2 separate regions of the Homo sapiens genome follow, and region 2 is linked to region 1. The links are chromatin loops, found by intact Hi-C in ENCODE. Cell type or tissue: chondrocyte. All regions are shown on one strand. Each heading gives the region's core, and the rest is flanking DNA. Links, peaks and the distances in the headings are about the cores only. Region 1 has its middle 50 kb from the start of LINC02655. Region 2 has its middle 530 kb from the start of LINC02655.

Evidence for each region. Peaks named below come from ENCODE experiments on the same cell type or tissue, not always from the same donor. Only the 100,000 strongest peaks of a DNase experiment are listed, where the experiment ranks them.
Region 2: it touches region 1 in a loop (3-fold over the local background); 4 of 110 quality-filtered maps call a loop at or near these places.

The regions. Positions count from the first base shown.
Region 1 is chr10:80,694,871-80,704,225 of GRCh38, reverse strand. No RefSeq gene overlaps it. Among named protein-coding and RNA genes, the nearest start is that of LINC02655, 50 kb to the right of the region's middle. RefSeq lists enhancers at 4,220-4,479, 4,286-4,811. In chondrocyte, for the core only: CTCF peaks have their summits at 4,329 and 4,531 (motif pointing left); a DNase peak (open chromatin) is centred at 4,483.
Region 2 is chr10:81,174,308-81,183,662 of GRCh38, reverse strand. No RefSeq gene overlaps it. Among named protein-coding and RNA genes, the nearest start is that of LINC02655, 530 kb to the right of the region's middle. RefSeq lists an enhancer at 4,845-6,044. In chondrocyte, for the core only: CTCF peaks have their summits at 3,457 and 3,662 (motif pointing right); a DNase peak (open chromatin) is centred at 562.

The sequences.
Region 1 (9,355 bases), core at 413-8,412:
ATCCATGTTGTCGCAAGCAGCAGGACTTTCTTCTTTTTAAAGGTTAACTCAGGATTTTAGTGCAGTAGCACTGGGATGAACCAGGAGATCTCACAGTGTGTCAGAAATAACTCCATCAAAGGTGGAGCATTTTTTCTCTGCCTAGATGCAGAGATTTTGGTCTTCCACTTTTTTTTCCAAGCATCCTAAATGAGCTGGCTCCAGTGTACAGAATACTATTCTCCTTACATCTGTATATGCTGGGGAATTTGCATATTCAAAAATTAAAAGAAATGAAAGAAACAGCAGCTAACAAATGCTAAAAGGCTACCCTGAAGGAGCTACCTTCCGGCCCACAAGAACTCCACCACAGCAGAATTTCTGTGCCTCACCTCTAACTCAATATTTCCTCGATGCCTCTTTATGGAAGTTAAAGTGGTCAGAAGCTGAGTGTGTGTGGATAGCGCTATTGATTTTTCGCTCCTTGGAGAAACCAGGCTGTCAAATTACAAGGCTACAAAACAGGCTAACTAGCTTGGCAGGGGTGCCCCCACCAACTCCACATGGCTCTTTCCCATCCTGTCTCTCACCACACTGGCTTGAAAGACCCCCGTTTCTCTGTCCTCTGCTGTGGACCTGCCAGACTCGGGAAGGCACCGGAGCTGCACCAACCAGCCCAGCGGTGGGTTTCTGCTGTTCTTATTTTTAGCCATGATGCTACTCCCAAAGAGAAAATAAAAGCAAATAAAATTTAGACTGTTGCAACTGATCTCCAGTCATTACAGAATGTTGCTACAGCAACCAACAGGGGCTTGACACTATCTTTCCTCCCCATACCTCCTCCACCTCATTTCTGTGACCCGGGAGCAGGACCATTCCAATGGCATCAGCACCATCTTCTGCGCAGGGCTTCTGTCCAACGTCTTTGAGAATGGAGCTACCCGGGGCCCAGCGCCAGGCAGGCAGCTCTGTGCATGTTGCCTGTTAACTGACACACCAGCCCCCCAGCCAACCTTGGTCCTAAGATGACAGATAAAGGAAGGTTAAGCAAGGAACTGATCACTGTTACGCACTTGAAAACAAACAGAGAAGGAAAGTAACCTCCAAAATGTTTTGAAAGAAAGTTTTACAGCCTGGATTTTTCCTACTTCCCTGTAAAGTGTTGGGAGACTCCTCAGTCACCTCTGCAGTGTAATCCAAGAAATCTGATTTTGGTGGCCCTGCCCCCTTCCCCTCCAGGCTCCTCAGGGACCTGATGTACCCTCACCCATCACCCTCACTCCATCTCACCAGGGACCTGTCTTCCTGTTCAGTCCAGTGCTGTCATGTTCTTTCCCTCTTAAGGATTCCAAAATGGACTGGTTAAAATATGCATGCTGAGTTGTGGGTGACAAATAGTAATGTATGAGCTTGCGGGAGGAAAGACTGAAGTTCTGTTCAGGTCAGCTCTGGGTCCCCTTGGGGGAGGAAAAACTGAAGTTCTGTTCAGGTCAGCTCTGGGTCCTGAGGTGACTGCACTGGGACCCCGGCCCCTCACACAGTCTCAAGTGTAATGACAATACCAATAATGAGAACAGGCCACATGAGATCCAACACACATGGGTACTAGCCAGAGGTCTCACAGAGGCACAGGCGAAACCCACATGCGTGTGAACACGAGCTGGTTAAATATCCAAACCCTCGACAGCTACTGGTGTGCATGCTTGATGGTGCCACAAAGGGAATAACTACAGAAAATGACTTCTAGGTAATAGGTAGCAAGTTCAGAGCTGTTCTATTTCCATCTGAAGCAAGGCCGCCTATAAAACCCTTCACACGCCAGCAGCTCAGAAAGAGGAAGGCATTTGTAACAGGCAGCTGCTGTGGCCATTCATTGCTGAGGGTGTACAGACAAAAAGCCTCCTCCGTGGCCTGAATCTCTGCAGCAAAAAATAGCCACAGAGAATGCTGGGCCTGCAGAAATGCAGTTCATGACAAAACACAGGCATGGGGACCAAGCGGCAGCCGGTGCTGGCCCACAACCAAGTTCTACACAGTCCTCCCACTTTCGCCTCAGATCCCTCTAGTCTCAGGGGAAATCCTTCCTGCAGGTTTGTCCCAGTTGCTCATCTTGTCTGCCTCAAATTCCTTCTCTCCTTTGAGGCTAAGACCTTGGAAAGTAAATCCATAAAGACTTGCTATTTCCACTGTCAGCTCTTCCTCATCCCTGGAGATCAGAGTCCAAGCATCAGCTTAGATGGAGGAAGGGAAGAAAAGAAAGCAGGTTGCCCATATCAAACATTACACCCATGAAGACTCTGACATGCCTCAGGAGGCCTGGATCCTCCCTTGTTCTGCCATTGATCCTCCTTGTGGCCTGGGTCAACCCCTTCCCTCTCTGATCCCTGGGTTCATCTGCTCGTACTCCACAGAGGCAGAGTTCACAGTTCCCTCCCAAATACATATGTGTCCTTAAGGCCAGGAACTATGTACTTTGGAAGATGATGCAAAATTAACGTGTGCTTAATGAAAAAAGTTACTGCTTTTTGAATAGTTCTAAATACTATAGGTATAAGTAACTGTTCCAAATGTATTGCACACATTGCTCAGTTAATTCTCATAGCATCTTGTGAGAAAGGTACTAATTTTGTTTTCGGTTTAGAAAACAGGAAGCAGGAATTTGAGACACAGAGAAGGCAAGTCACTTGCCCAAGGTCACGCAGCTTGGAGTGGTGGAATCATGACTCAAATTCAGGCAGTCTAGTGCAGGGCTACTCTTCACTGCCAGGGCTCTGCCGTTTCTGGAGACACATCCCACCACAGTGGGAATGCAGTAATATGCGGATGTCATTCAGTGCCAGCCTCCCCAGCTGCCCACCTCTCAGCTCCCTCAGACCAATGCAAATCAGGTGACTACAGGGTGGAAAAAAGACTAGGGCTGGGGCCCAGCCGGGCACATGGACACAGATATGCTGGTTGTGAAATTGATGAAATACTTCCAAGCTGGCTGACAAAAAGTCACTGCCCCAATCCACCTACCTGCTGGCCTGGCTGCCAAGCCCCTCCCTACTCCCTGCTCAGGATCCAGCCATTAAAGGGATGACCCTTGGCTTTAGATGGGGCCTCCAGGAGGCACCTACCTATGTGGCAGCTGCAGCCCACAGAGGTTGCTGCAGTGTGTCTGTCAGCCCCGCCCTGGCCCATGGCTCTTCCCAAGTCTGTCAGGTGTTCAGGGGTGACTACGGGGACTGGAGCCTCCAGTGTCCAGCTGAGCCTCTTTCCCTGCCCTCTCTGTGTGGGACCTGACTCCTGGCCAGCTCTGGCCTTTGGTCCCTGGTTTTCCCCCCAGGCTGGTGGTTGGCTGTGCTCCTGGGTGGCATGGTTCCTGCCTGTCCTTCCCTTGGAGCTAGACTCTATTCCTATTTCCCTTGCACGGATCCCGACGCGTAGCCCAGTCTGCCACTGGCACCCCCAGCTGAAGCCACAGCACTCACATCTCTCCCTTTCTTCTCCCCGACACATTGGCCCTTCCAAATTGCCTGGAGTTTCAGGCCTGGTGGCGTAAAGAGCAGCTCTCTCTCTCTGGGAAGGGGATGGGTATCCCTGTGGCCCTTGATTGGTGCCCTCCATCCACCAATATAGGCTGCCCCACTCCTCACTCCCTGCTAGAAGCTCTTTCCCCCATTTAAATCCCATTCGGCATTATTGGAAATCTACTGCATGCCCTGCATTAGTGTGACGTGACTTAGTTGAGAAAATTGCTGTATGCTCAGCTGATGGTAATAACAACCACTTAGCTCTAATAACTGCCTGTCAGACGCTGTCCCTAAGTGCTTTATATTTATTAAGTTAATCCTTACAGTAAACCCATGAGATAAGAATTGTTACCATCTCCATCTTACTGAAGAGGGCTCTGAGACACAGAGAGGTTAAGAAACTCACTGTATCACACAGCAAGTCATAGAAGTGTCTAGATTCAGATCCAGCCCCTGTACCTGCAACTGCCACACTATGGCTGACATGCTACCGTACAAAGGGATGACTATCAGGACAGGAAAGACCTTAGACATACCAATTCAAGTCCAAACAGGAATATTTAAGAAAATGTTTACAATTAATTGGTTTATCCCAAGACTTCCACATCTCAGGGGCAGCTTTGGAGCAAATGAAACTGACCAGCTGCTGGGGAACAGGCCCAGGTTTCCAGGGAGAATCTTCCTTTTTTGGCTACTAGGGGGCTTTCGCCCTGTTCCAGGGAGAGTTCCAGGCTGCTTGGGAGCAGAGCATTCTGGCTGGCCCCAGCCTTGCCCACCAGCCACCCCTGCCTGCCAGCAAGCCCAGGGCCACGCGGCAGCTTTATTCTCTCCAGCAGATGTGTGCGTAGAGGCCGTTTTCTAGGTGAGGACAAACACCCTGTTTCCCAGTCCCCCGGAGAGAAGATGCCGTGCTGGACAGGAGCCCTAGCAGTGCAGAGTCCCCTGCTGGGGACATGCAATTTGGGAAGAAGCCTAGGGCAGACGGTTTCTCCAGCCTCAGCCTGCTCTCCTCGGATACTCAGCTGCGCGGCGCCACCTGCTGGACAGACCGAAAGTCTCCTCTTTGGCGATGGCACCAGCAACCCTGGGCTTCCCTGAGGCCACCTCCCCTGGTCCCCCTCAAGTTCCTCCAACCCTAACCCTGGCCAGCAGGAAGGGGAGATCTTCGCCTTCCAAAGAAAGCTTGTGCCGTGGGCACTGGTCTCCGCATCTGGACATTTCACAGGATCAATCAGTAGCAGGATTGTTCATTTATTTATCTGCATTACTTGTCTTTGTTCTGATTCTCAGGGCTCTGACTTCTCCCAGGTCACTCTCATGTCACTCCTTGCTTAGGGATGCTAATTCTTTAAACTCTTTGAGCCTCAGTTTCCCCATCTATCAGGATGGTGCAGGGCTGTTATGAACAAGAGAAAGTGCCGACCTAGGTTATTGCACACCTGCCTAGATAGAGCCAGGTGCTGGGCTCACAGCATGGTGGCCCCGGGTGTCTGTAGATGTTCTCAAGCGCTCAGATGTTGCTAGAACATACCATTTCCTCTGGACAGGGTGTATATAAGCACTGAGCCCTTTTGAGATGAGGGTTCTGGACAGTTCCCGAACCCTCCTACCCATGGGATTCGAAGAGTGTGAGACTCAAATCAAAGCCCCAGCAAAATAACAAATTCCTACATAACAGTAACTCTCAGAGGAGTAAAATCAATAATATTCACATATTTTAACTCTCAGGAGTAAAATCAATAATATTCACATATTTAACACATATTTATTCACAGTTATTATACCTGAAATGCCCAGGTCTATTCTATTTCACTTAATAAATGTTATTTTTTCCTCTTTTTTGCTCCTTGTTCCCTCTAAGCCTATTCTTTCTTATCTGTTATGGGCTGAATTCATGTTTCATATGTTTTAATATGTGGATATGTGGAGATGAGGCATTTAAAGAGGTGATTAAGTTAAAATGAGGCCATTAGGATGTGCCTTAATCCAATATGACTAGTGTCTTAAAAGAGGAGGAAATGTGAGCACACAGAGACACCAGGGGTGTGTGTGCACAGAGAGAACCATGTGAGGACACAGGGAGAAGGGCTTCTGCAGGCCAACAGAGGCCCCAGGAGAAACCAACCCTGCTGACATCTTGATCACAGACTTCCAGTCTCCAGACCCATGAGAAAATAAATTTGTTATTTAAACCACCTAGTCTGTGGTGTTTTGTTATGGCAGCCCTGGCAAACTAATCTATCATCTTAGTATAATAAAGTCAGTTGCTGCTCAATGAAACAGGACTTTAGCCTACATGGAGGTCAGACAGGAAGCATGATTTTATAATAAAATCATGGGCCTGGATGTGGACTCACACTCACAGAGGGCAGAGCCTGGCATGAACCCACACATCTGGCTTCTCACCACAGTTCCAGGCACAGTGCTGGTCATTGGACCAAGTGGAATTGAATCGTCTACATTGCACAGTCTGGCAGGACCTGCCTGAGGCCCCTGCAAGGTCCCTGCTTGGATTTCTGCTTCTCTTCATCCTTGATAGAGAGTCACCAATTCCCCCTTGCAGAGAAAACTACTCATAAACCACAGTGCAGGGGTCAGGGAAGGGCAGGGTCATGTCTCTGTGGGGCTCTAAAGAGAGGCTGCAGTTTATGACTGTGTGAGATGTTTACAACAGACACATTTGTTTCTCAAACTGCTCTGGGGTTGCTGAAGTGAATTTCCTCTAAAGCTGGAAAGTGCCCATCCATCTGCTTGATGCAGCTTCTCTGGAGGCAAAGAGCAGAGACTCCGCAGCTGCAGTGGATTCCTAGCTGGAGAGGGAGGGCTGATCAATCAAGCCACAACTGGGATGGGTGCTGCAGGTGTCCCTCTACAGGTAAAGTGGCCATTTCTCTGAACCAAAATGCTATTAATTTTTTTAAAAAGGATAAAAAGAGGAAGGAAGGAGGGAAGGAAGGAAAGAGGGAGGGAAGGAAGTAAAGAAGGGAGGGAGGGAGGGGAGTCAGTTCTGAAATGTGAACTTATTTATATAGTTTACCAAAGATTTATAAAATCAATCATATTTTCAGTTTTAATACATTTTGTATTGAAAATAGTATAATTTCATTAAAACATACCAAAATCATTCAAAATCATATCTCATTTAAATCAAGAGTGCCAGGTCTGAGTGTATTAGTCCGTTCTCACACTGCTATGAAGAAATACCCGAGACTGGGTAATTTATAAAGAAAAGAGGTTTAACTGACTGACAGTTCCGCATTGCTGGAGAGGCCTCAGAAAACTTACAATCATGGCGGAAGGCAAAGAAGAGGCAGGCACCTTCTTCACGGGGCAGCAGGTCAGAACGAGGGCAAGCAGGGGAAATGCCAGATGCTTATAAAGCCATCAGACTCTCGTGAGATGAGAAGAGCATGGAGGAGACCACACCTATGATTCAATTACCTCCACCTGGTCCCGCCCTTGACCTGTGATGAGATTTTGGGTGGGGACACAGCCAAACCCTATCACTCAGCTTGAGCCTAAGCTGCATCCAGACCTATTTTGAAGACAGTGAACAGAGGAACAGGGGCTCCTCCTGGGCAGAGAGGGAACCAGGCAGAACAAGCTTGACCCAGGAACAGAGACGGTGCCCAGGGACCCAAGAGGGGTGATCACAAAGACACTGAGGAATCTGTCCTCAGGCCAGCCAATTCCTAAAGGGAACAAAAATTAAATCAGGTAGCAGCAGCCTTTCCCTTAAAAACGCAAAGACCCAGGCGTGGGCAGCACCTAGTTTGTCCTGAGGAGGCAGGTTAGACTCCAAGTATGAATGGATTTGTTTTCTGTGTACTTCCTCTCCCTTCTCACAGGTGCCCTGGGCCACCCCAAGCTGAAACAAGACTCCAAGACACAGATACTGACCTAGGTAAAACATGACCTGCAATGTGTTTTTACCAGGGCAAGTGCTTTTATTTGGTGACAGGGACAGAAAAGGAAAGTGAGGAAGGAGAAAAGTCTTTGCAGTGGGGAGAGGAAGAAAGACCAGGATGCAAAAGGATCGGGGCCCCCAGTGAAAGGGACCAAGCACAAGCTGTGCTGGAGGGCAACGCCCTCATCAACTCCATCCTGCAGCCAACAGCCTCAAATCAGTGTAAACCCCTGTGAACAAATGGTGGGGACTTGGACAACATTGATGGGGATGGGAACACAAAGAGAAAGCCTTGTCCCGGACCAACCGACATGGAATGTCCCTACAATCCAGGGCAATGGTGGGCCCAGTCCCAGTGTCAGTATCATATAGCCCTGGGAGCCAGCAGCAGAGGCAGCACCCATGCCATCGTGCTACAGTGCACTGCAGTGCCGGCCAGCATCAGGAGGCCCTCAGAGCACTAAGCAGGGTACCTGGCAGAAACCTACGGCCCCTGGTAGGAGAGGCTATTATGGTGAGAGCTGGAAGAAGCAGAGAAGCAGGAGGCTCTGGCAGAGGCAGCCACACAGCAGAAAATGGCCAGAAGCAGAGTCGCTTGTGAGCACGTGGGAGAGACACCCTGGAACTCCCAGGAGTGCCTGGACTAAGGAGGGAGGTCCAGGCCTGTGTAAGCCATGCAGACGGCTCCTGGCAGTGTAACCCCATTTGTGCCTCCAACCAGACTGGTGAGGACGGAACACCCTGGGAATAGAACTGGTCTAAGACATGGCTGAAAATGCAGCTCCCCGTTTGGGAAAACCCATCTGCCAAGGTTACGACAGATCTGATGGCAGGGAAACACAATAGCAGGCACATCATAAACTATGCAAATGAAAAAGCAATGTGCAATTTTTAATTCTAGGAAAATGAAAAGATGTACAAGAAGGAAAATGCAATTATAGCACCAACTTGACCCGCAGTGAACAATGTTTTTAATTAAGTTGAGAGGACCTGGGTGGATGAGGAGACTGAAATGAGATGGGGGCAGGAAATAGGCGAGCTGAGTCCACGTCAACCTGATGAGAAGTCAGTAGATAATTGCCAAAAACTGATAAGTTAAGAAGCAGCCGTCAAAACTTGTAATTCAGGGAAACAAAAAATGAACAGTAGAAGAAATAGCTAGAGAATTGAGAGAGGTTGTGTCCAGGGAGCAGGACTGAGTATGATGGGAGAGGGGGCAGCAGGGGCCTGTGAGGCCCTGTGTTCAGCTCTCAGAGTGATCTTGGACTTGTGAACTCCACGCTCTGGGTCTCAGCTTCCCCATTTTTATTATGATGGTGCTGTCGAAGTGACCACTGGTGGCTCACCAGCTCTGCAGTTGCAGGGCTCTGGGCAGGTGGTTATGTGGATGTATGCACAGTGGGTACTGCATGTGAGAATAAACACATTTTTCATGATCATAGTAACTGGGCTGTCACACAGCTGGGCCAGACCAGCCTCAGCACACATCTCAGAATGGCCTTCACACTCAGACACGCATGTGGTTTACTCAGTGCAGCCTGGGCCCTTCCTCAACTCAGCTGAAGAAAACTGTCCTGTCTCCAAGGCCAGCCTCAACCCACCTGCTCCGAGGCTGAGGGCCTGGCCACAGGAAGGCACCTCTGAAAGGGCATCTTGTTCCTACTGGAGTCAGGGAGCCACACTTGGCATGGGTTGCTCTTTACTGCAGGTGTAGACAATCATCCCAGCAGAGGGCACCCCCAGCACCCGAGGCCTCCCCGACCCCATCCTCCATATCCCATCCCTGCAAACGTGCCATGTTAGCCTCTGTCTGGTGAGCAAGACATAGATATAGAAAAATGAAGAATGAATGAATTGAATGAATACATACATACTCTAATAAACTGTGCATTGAATATCTTTGTTGTACACCAGAATTGAAGAACTTAAGGCAAGGAAGAGATACAAAGCAAGC
Region 2 (9,355 bases), core at 486-8,485, 480 kb before region 1:
ATTTAAAATATTATGAGACACAAATTATTAAATTCTTTCATATCTTTAAACTTCATATATTTTAATTTTTAAGAGATTACAAAGCAAAATAATTTTGCATTCCCTATTTACCTGACTTAAAAGTAATGGAGTTACCAGTGATATGAAATATATAGGAAATGGAATTTCCATTCCTTTTTTGCAGTCATTTTTTATTGTAATTTTTAAAAAGTAACATAAAATTTGCCATCTGAGCCCTTTTTAAGTGTACAGTTCAGTAGTGTTAAGTATATTCACATTGTTGTGAAGCGGATATCCAGAACTTCTTCACCTGGCAAGCCTACTACTCTATACCCCTTACAAAAGAACTCCCCTCCCCATCCTGTATTCCTTTTAAACACTAAGGCATTATTATTTGCATCTAATTTATCATCGCAACAGTTTCTTCACAGTGGATAGACGTGACAAGACTTGCAGCATGAGGAGTCACTGCGGTTGCCCCTTTGCACACCCTCTCCCATTCCCCCGCCCATTCCCGAACCACTGGCCCTCCATTTGCTTTGCCACAGTCACTCTACTTGTTCATGGTGCCTCTCGCGCAGATCCCGCTCCTTTCGGCCTACAGTTCCTCTTTTGCTCCACACTGTCCCACCACAACCTCCCCACCTGGCCTAGTGAGTGAGCTGCTCCTTCTGATCTTACTTCAAAGATGTGTTTCAGCAAATGCTCATTTTGTTTGTTTGTTTGTTTTTTGAGATGGAGTCTCGCTCCGTCACCCAGACTGGAGTGCAGTGGCCTGGTCTCGGCTCACTGCAACCTCCACCTCCAGAGTTCAAGTGATTCTCCTGCCTCAGCCTCCTGCGTATCTAGGACTACAGGTGGACGCTACCACACCCAGCTAATTTTTCTGATTTTAGTAGAGACGGGGTTTTGCCATGTTGGCCAGGCTGGTCTCAAACTCCTGACCTCAAGTGATCTGCCTGCCTCGGCCTCCCAAAGTGCTGGGATTACAGGTGTGAGCCAGGCGCCCGGCCCAAGTGAATGCTCTCTTGACCCCTGGGCTACATCAGGCCCTTCCTTTCCACTAGCACTGTCCCAGTGTGGAGAAACACTCCTCCAGAGGACTTAACAGTGTTGGGAGATATGGATTTACTTTCAAAATTTTGATTAATGGGCCAGGCACGGTGGCTCACGCCTGTAAGCCAGCACTTTGGAAGGCCGAGGCGGGGAGATCACGAGGTCAGGAGCTGGAGACCAGCCTGACCAGCACGGTGAAACGCCGTCTCTACTAAAAATACAAAAAATGGCGCGTGCCTGTAGTCCCAGGTACTTTGGAGGCTGAGGCAAGAGAATTGCTTGAACTCGGCAGGCAAAAGCTGCAGTGAGCCGAGATCGCACCACTGCACTCAAGCCTGGGCGACAGAGTGAGACTCCATCTCAAAAAAAGAAAAAAAATTTTTTTTTGATTAATGACTGTCCTTTTCTATGCATGACAAACTTCATGATGGCATGAATTAGGTGTTTGCTCTATATCTATCACAACATAGATGATCACAAAATACTTGTTGAATGAGTGAAGTAAATGAACGGATGTATGCTTTCAGTTTTCATTGAAACAGAGTATACTAATAATGCTGTCTCGAATACAAAATCTGCAGGCTTAGTTCCTTGTCTCGGTAAAAGACACAGAAAACGACTGATTTCCAATAATTCACAGAAAATTTTAGCTTAACAAAACAAATAGTAGAACTCAAGAATCCCCAGAAGTTTGAATATATAACACAAAATAGAGATTTGCAAAGTTACATAATACAAACCTAATTTGATTTTTCTTCCCTGCTAGAATTATCGATCCCTAAGAAATCATCTGACAAAAACTCCATCTTTTAGAAAAGCAATATTATGAATACCATATTATGAATGAAATTACTGAGATTCATGGTCGCATAAGAGAAAAAACTCCTGTTTTCTTTGAGCAACTTTTTTTATTATTACGTAAAGTCAAATCTAACCTTTATTCACACACTCTTTAAATCTCAGTTTCCTAATTTGTGAAACGGGTTAATCTACCTTGCAGCATTGTCACAAGAAATAAATTTCAAAATTGGCAATTAAAAAAGGAATGAAAACAACTCTAGGTATTTACCAGTGAAACCATCACAGCCTCATGTTGTTGGCAGAAAATACTCAATTACAGATTTAACCACAGTAATAAAAATACAATAATACAGATTTTAAATTTCATCTTGGGTTGATTTTAATAAATTATCTTTTTAAATGAAGTTTTCCATTTAACTACATTTTTTAAATTTAGTGCCATAAAGTTGTTCAAAATACTCTCTTCAAGTCTGTATGGAGGCCCCCAGTTTTACTCATGATATTTATAAGTATTAATTTTATCTAGTTCCAAGAATTTATTGAATTTGGGGTTTCTTTAACTCCACTTGTCCCTCTCCTGTAAAATTGTTGACATGTATTTTTATATGTATTTTAGTCATCACCTAATATTATTTTAAAATTTTTGTATACTCAATATTTATTCATTTATATCCATATATGACACTTTCTGTTGCTCTTCACCTCTCTGCATTTGTGGGGCGGGGTAATCTAGGGTTATTTTTTTAAGTTTTCCTAGTGACTGAAGTATTCTGCCATTAACATTTTATTTAAATTTTGTGAGGTTCTACAGGTAATAATCTCTCTCTTTTTTGTGCCTTTTTAATTCCTTAGAGATGTTTTTATTTCAACTTTAATTGTGAAAAATATATTCAGGGGCTATAGAATTCTAGATTGAAACATATTCATTCAGAATTTTAAAGTTGTTTTTCCATTGTATTCTGTTTTCCTGCTCTTTCTGTTGACAACTTGGCTCTTAGTCTGAATGTTAGTGAATATATTAATCACAGGTGTTGTAAAGCCCATGTCTAGTATCTTCAATAACTGGATCATTTAAAGGTATGTTTCTATTGTCTGGTTTTTCTCTTACTTTCTATTAATAAGTTTTTCAGTTAGCTACTGCTGTATTATAAGCAACTCCAAAACTGAGTGTCTCCTATTGCTCATGAATCTACCAATCAACTCCTTGTAGTTCTCATCTCATTTGGGCTCCACTATGTATCTGCAGTCAGCTGGGTATGAAGTTGGTGTATCTATCAATCATGGCTTCACCCTTTCACAAGTTTGAGATGAACTTTAAACTGATCTAGGAAATATCAGATAGATCAAATGGGCTCTGGGCTCTCTTCCATGTCGTCCCTCATTCTCTAATATGTTAGACCAGGCTATTCATGTGGTGGTTATAGGAATCAAAAACAGAGAGACAGAGAGGGAGAAAGAGAAAGAGAGAGAAGTACACAAATCTTGAGCCCTGAACTGATACATGATCACTTTCAGCATATTCATATAAGTCACAGCTCATCTCAACCCATTGTCTGCCTAGATACAACGGATGGGGAAATGTCCTCTGTCTCCTGATGGAAGAACAGCAAAGACATATTGCAAGGAACATAGATTCAAGTAACAATACAATTGGGATAACTTTTTGCAATCTTTAAAGCGCAATGTTTATTTTTTATTTTTAAATTGAATGCTAATTTTGCATTGTATGCCATCCATTTTAGACGCCATGGATGTTATCTTCCTTCAGAAAAGCTTAACCCTGCCCTCTAGATGGCAGTACAGCAGCAGATCATCTCAATGGAGCCACAAATTTAGCTCATTCAAGGCTGCTCTGCAGCCTTTGAAAGGACATATTTATTTCTGTTTTCCCCTACTCCTACTAAGTGACCTTCCAGGAGTCCAGCGAGTGTTTCTGAGGGCCCCTTCTTTTTTTCTGAGTTCTGAATTCAAATATCTGTCTTCCTTGCACCGTGACATTGCCAAAAATTATTCTCTTTTTTTATGCTCCTTTGTGTTTGGCTATTTTGTCACTTGCCCTTTGAAGCTTAATTACAAATGACTAAAGGAGAAAATCTATGTTAAGTATTGTTCTCACTTGCCTGCAGTTGCCTTCTCTATCAGATCTTGGCCTTCTAAATTCTGGTTGTTTTGGCAGCCCCAAAATGCAATTTTTTTTTGTCTCGCAACTCCGTAGGTTGCCTAAAGCTCTATTAGCTTCTCTATCCCTTAGCACTGCTCTACACCTAGCTCCTTACCCTCTTGCCTGTGATAAGATTTGGATAACGCCTTGAGAGATTCTCATTAGCATACAGGAAGTTGGTTTATCTCAATAAGCTTCTCTCCAGGATATGGCTTCTCAACTCCTGGCTGCCTTGCCAGCTCAAAGCTGATGCCTTTAAACAGATTACTAAAAACAAACAAACCTATTTTATGCAGCTTTTCTAGCTGTCTTCAGTGGGGCCTTAGTCTCCTCCAATCTATTTGATTATGGCTGAAAACATAAGTCCATCAGAGTATTTGTATTTTGCTTGTATTTCAAACCCCATAAAACATCATGAGTATTATTTTTAATAGTAAACATTCATTTTATATTTACCCTTCCCATTATTTTTCTTCCTTCCTGTATTTCTTTGTTTCTATTTGGGATCCTACTTTCTTCTGCCTCGAAAATATTTTTTAATGTCTCTTTTAATGTAGTTCTGCTGATAATAAATTCTATCAGCTTTTATTGATTTGAAAATGCCTTTTTCACATTAAATTGGAAGAATATATTATTTGGGTATTAAATTGTATGCCTACAGTTATTTTCTTTTGGGACTTTATATATCTCATTTCTTGTGGCTCATGCTCTTTTCACTGTGTAATTGGCTGTATGTCCTTTGTTGACGTTTGAAGACAATCTGACATTTTTCTTTAAATGGTTCTAAAATTTTTCAATATTTTTTATTTTCAGCAATTTGGCTACGATATGCCTTAGTAGGATTTTCTTTGTAATTACCCTGCCTTTTTTTTTTGTTTCAGCTCATTGACTCTATGACTTTATATCTTTTATCAGATTTTAAAAATTCTTAACCATAATCTCTCCCAAATATTATCTCTCTTTTTGCCTTGTGGGTATCCAATAGATAAGAAAACTTATCAGTATATTCCACCTAAGATATTATAGTCATTATTATATTTTTTGACTCTTTTTTCTCCATGTCTTACTTTGAAGAAGTCCTAATGCCCTATTTTCCGGAATACAAATCTTCTCTTTAGCTATAAATAACCTGCTATTAATCCTATATATTGTATTAATAATTTTATTTGTCATAGTTTTCAATTCTATAGTTCTTCATCCTGTCATTTATTTTTCTGAACATATTTATCAGTTGTTATCTTAAAAATATATATCTGACAACCTTGTGAATCTGTTTTTATTGTCTGTTTTAACTTATTCTTGTTAATTAGTTTTCCAGGTAAGTTTACTGGTTCCTGTAGAAAGTAGAAAAGTTCCTCTTCAAAGCTCATCTTGATTTAAAAATAAAATAATAGACAGTAGGAATAATAGCTTCTTACTCTAAAGCCTTCTATCAACTATCAGTTCTTATACTTTAGCCCAATTAGTTGCTTTGGCTTACTCAGGCGTGTCCAGACAGGCCCAGGCAAGTCTTAGCTCATAGCTGATGCTCCTTCCTTATTTGGAAATGTTATTGCTTCCTTAAACCTTTCATAAGCAACTTCCTCTCCTTCTTTGTTTGCACTTACCTATTTAGGAAAGTTTCAGGTTGTTAGCAAATCGGGTATCAGTTTAGGACTGTGAGGTCCAGCTCCAGCCAATGGATGCAGGACACAGAAGTAAGGACAACCAAAATGCTTAAGGGATAAATATGTCTGCTTTTCCTTTGTTCAAATGTGCTCTCGCTACTGTTCCATCTGTGAAGGGCACCCTTTCTGCAGAAAGTAAAGATTGCCTTGCTGAGAGATCCTTTGTCTCTGTGCTGACTTTTCTTCGTGGCACCGATTATCTGTTTCCAACAGTTCCTAAACATTGTGTATTAAAAAATAAGAGATTACAGATAACGTATTTTTCCAGCAATTTTCTGTACATATTAGCAGGCTATTAAAGTGAAAGTAGATCATTTTTCTACAACCAAACTTGGTTTTAAGCTTTGTAAGTTCTAGTTTCTTTCTGATTTACCCTCAGTTTTACAGTGTGATCTTTCAGGGACCTCAAGTGAAAGCCTGGAAATACTCCACCTGAGAGTGCTCTAAGTTCCAAGTTTCTATTTTTGACAGTGGAAAGAGACTGCTAAGAGCTGAAATTAGGAACTTAAACTTATATTAGTGTTGGTTTTGAGGATGTTTTAAGAAGAGAAGCCATGGACGTTTAGCTGCCCAGAGAGCTTTCCTTTTCTCTGAGATCTTGGCGTCTCAAATCCTAGCTACCTTGAAGATACCATCAAGAAAATTTGTTGTTTTTAAAACTAGCTTTCCATTAATCTTCTGAAGAATGGTTGATCTATTATATACAGCTAGTGCATCATAGCCATAGGCTCATTGCTTCTTTTTGAAAAAGCCATTGTATAACTTCTTTTCATTGTTGTTCTTCAATATCATCATACTTTACATTTTAAAATGCTTTATGGAAAATATTTTCAATATTTAATTCATTATCCCTCATTATTGTCAAAGTGTACTCTACATGGTAACCATGCTATGATTGTACTATGTATGTGTAAAAAATGTTCTTGATCTTAGGAAATAGAAATTAAAGTTTTCCAAGCATATTAGCTGCTACTTTTTCATCACTCTCTCCTCTCCTCTTGGTCTTCTGGAAATAATATTCTGGAAAATACACACCGACACATATACGTGTGTATACACACACACACACACACACACACACATATACATATATGTATATATGTAGAGTAATCCCTCAGTATCAGCAGGGCATTGGTTTCAGGACCCACCACTTGAGGATACCAAAATTCACAGACGCTTAAGTTCCTTATATAAAATGGCATAGTGTTTGCATATAATCTATGCCCATCCACCCTTATATTTTAAATCACCTCTAGATTACATACAATACCTAGTACAATGTAAATTCTATGTAAAAGTTGTTATACTGTATTGTTTTAAAAAATAAGAAGAAAAATAGTCTACATGTTCGGTGCAGTTATTCTTTTTTTTTTAATCCCCTAAGTTTTTATCTATGGTTCATTGAAATCTAAACTATATCTAAAATATAATTATTAATATATTAACTATTTGATACATTAATGTTATGCAATTAATTATGGCATATAATTAAAAATAACATTATATTAGTTTTTGGAAAACATGTATAGAGGGAAGCCATTATAGTTGTTATATAATTGAATTATATTATTTACATATAGATAGGACATAATATATTATAATTAAATACTAACATATAGTATCAGTATCCTGAAAAAATATTAAACATATATACATAGAAAGAGCATGCACAAAGTAAAAAAGTGGGATAAAAATTAATAATGGAAAGATCTGTGCACTGTCTTCAAAATTTTTCTGTGTAAAATTATATCTAAAAAACTGGGGAAAATATTATATTTGTCTATACTTTAGATTTTTTAATGTAAAAAATTGACTTTGTGGAGGTGAGATCTGATATGTAAGTAATATTCATGGAAGCAGTATGTTTAAAAATTTATTTTATTAAAAAGTTAAGTTTCCAGACGAGTGCAGTGGCTCACACCTGTAATCCCAGCACTTTGGGAGGCCGAGGCGAGCAGATCACGAGGTCAGGAGTTTGAGACCAGCCTGACCAACATGGTGAAACCCCATCTCTACTAAAAATACAAAAATTAGCCGCGCATGGTGGTGTGTGCCTATAATCCCAGCTACTCAGGAGGCTGAGGCAGGAGAATGGCATGAACCTGGGAGGCGGAGGTTGCAGTGAGCCAAGACCGCACCATTGCACTCCAGCCTGGGCGACAGAGCAAGACTCCATCTCAAAAAAAAAAAAAAAAAAAAAAAAAAAAGTTAAGTTATAAATGGGGAATCTTTTTCAAACAGATGATTTAAATTACTTTCTATTAGATTAAATTAATTGTTCATTTTGCCTTGAATTGTTTCCGTCTTATTTCTTTAAACAGCTACCATTGTCTCACTAATACATTGTAGACACAACACTTAAAATTAAGCCTGCTATTGACTCAGGCCAAGTCAGTTTATGCTCAGCTTGAAATTAACATATTCTGTTTCATTATGTCCATTTGCAGACTTAATGAACATGTTTCTTTTTCACAAATAATTTCTTAAACTAATTCAGTTTCATCTTCTGTTTATTAATTTTTCAATAACTATTAATTGTGGGAACATTATAGCACATTAATAGTAAAATGAATAAAGCAAAAATTCCTATAACCCCCTAAAAACCGTTTTACATCTTCATTTCAGTTTCCTTACAGAGTCTTCAAAATGCTCACTGTTTGTTGATGCATAATGTCCCATCAGGTTGTTGCTCCGTAGTTTACTTAACAACTTTCCTTTGCTGGGCATTAGGTTGGCTTACAATTTTTAACAATCATGAATAATATCTCACTGATTTTGATGCAACCTACATGAATAAAATATAATTTGAAATCTTTGTAAATATGCCTCTCTTGGGAAAAAGCGCACATTCTTCTTCCTTTACTAATATTCTTATAACATTAAAACATGGTGTGCTGGAAATGATGGATGGACAATTTTGCTGCACCTCAGAAAAGCTCTCAGCATACTGAGGTCAGTGTAGAAAAAGAAAACTGTTAATACAGGCTTTATTTTGTTGTTATAATGTGTTGGTATTCATTGTAATTGAGGTGTAACTTAACATATCACATTATATATGCATCTCCAATATTATATATCTCATATTTAATGAGGGATTTTACACATATTTAATGAGGGATTTTACACACCTCATATTTAATGAGGGATTTTATATATCTCATATTTAATGAGGGATTTTACACACCTGGAAAATGAGTCCAAGCATTGTTTGAGAAATTTTGAGCAATGTAGTTGAATAAAAATAACCCAAACCCTGGCCGGGCATGGTGGCTCACACCTGTAATCCCAGCAATTTGGGAGGCCCAGGCGGGAGGATCACCTGAGGTCAGGAGTTTGAGACCAGCCTGACCAACATGGTGAAATCCCATCTCTACTAAAAATACAAAAATTAGCCAGGTGTGGTGGCAGGCACCTGTAATCCCAGCCACCAAGGAAGGTAAGGCAGGAGAATCACTTGAACCCGGGAGGCGGAGGTTGCAGTGAGCCGAGATCACGCCATTGCACTCCAGCCTGGGGGAGAAAAGCGAGACTTCGTCTAAAAAAAAAAAAAAACCCTAAGCCCTTCACAGATACTTCAAGGCCTATCACTATGTGACCAGGTGTGTGGCCTTCTGCCAACACCTAAAAAGTTGCCTTGATTACCATCTTTCCAAAGGGTGTGCCTATATGT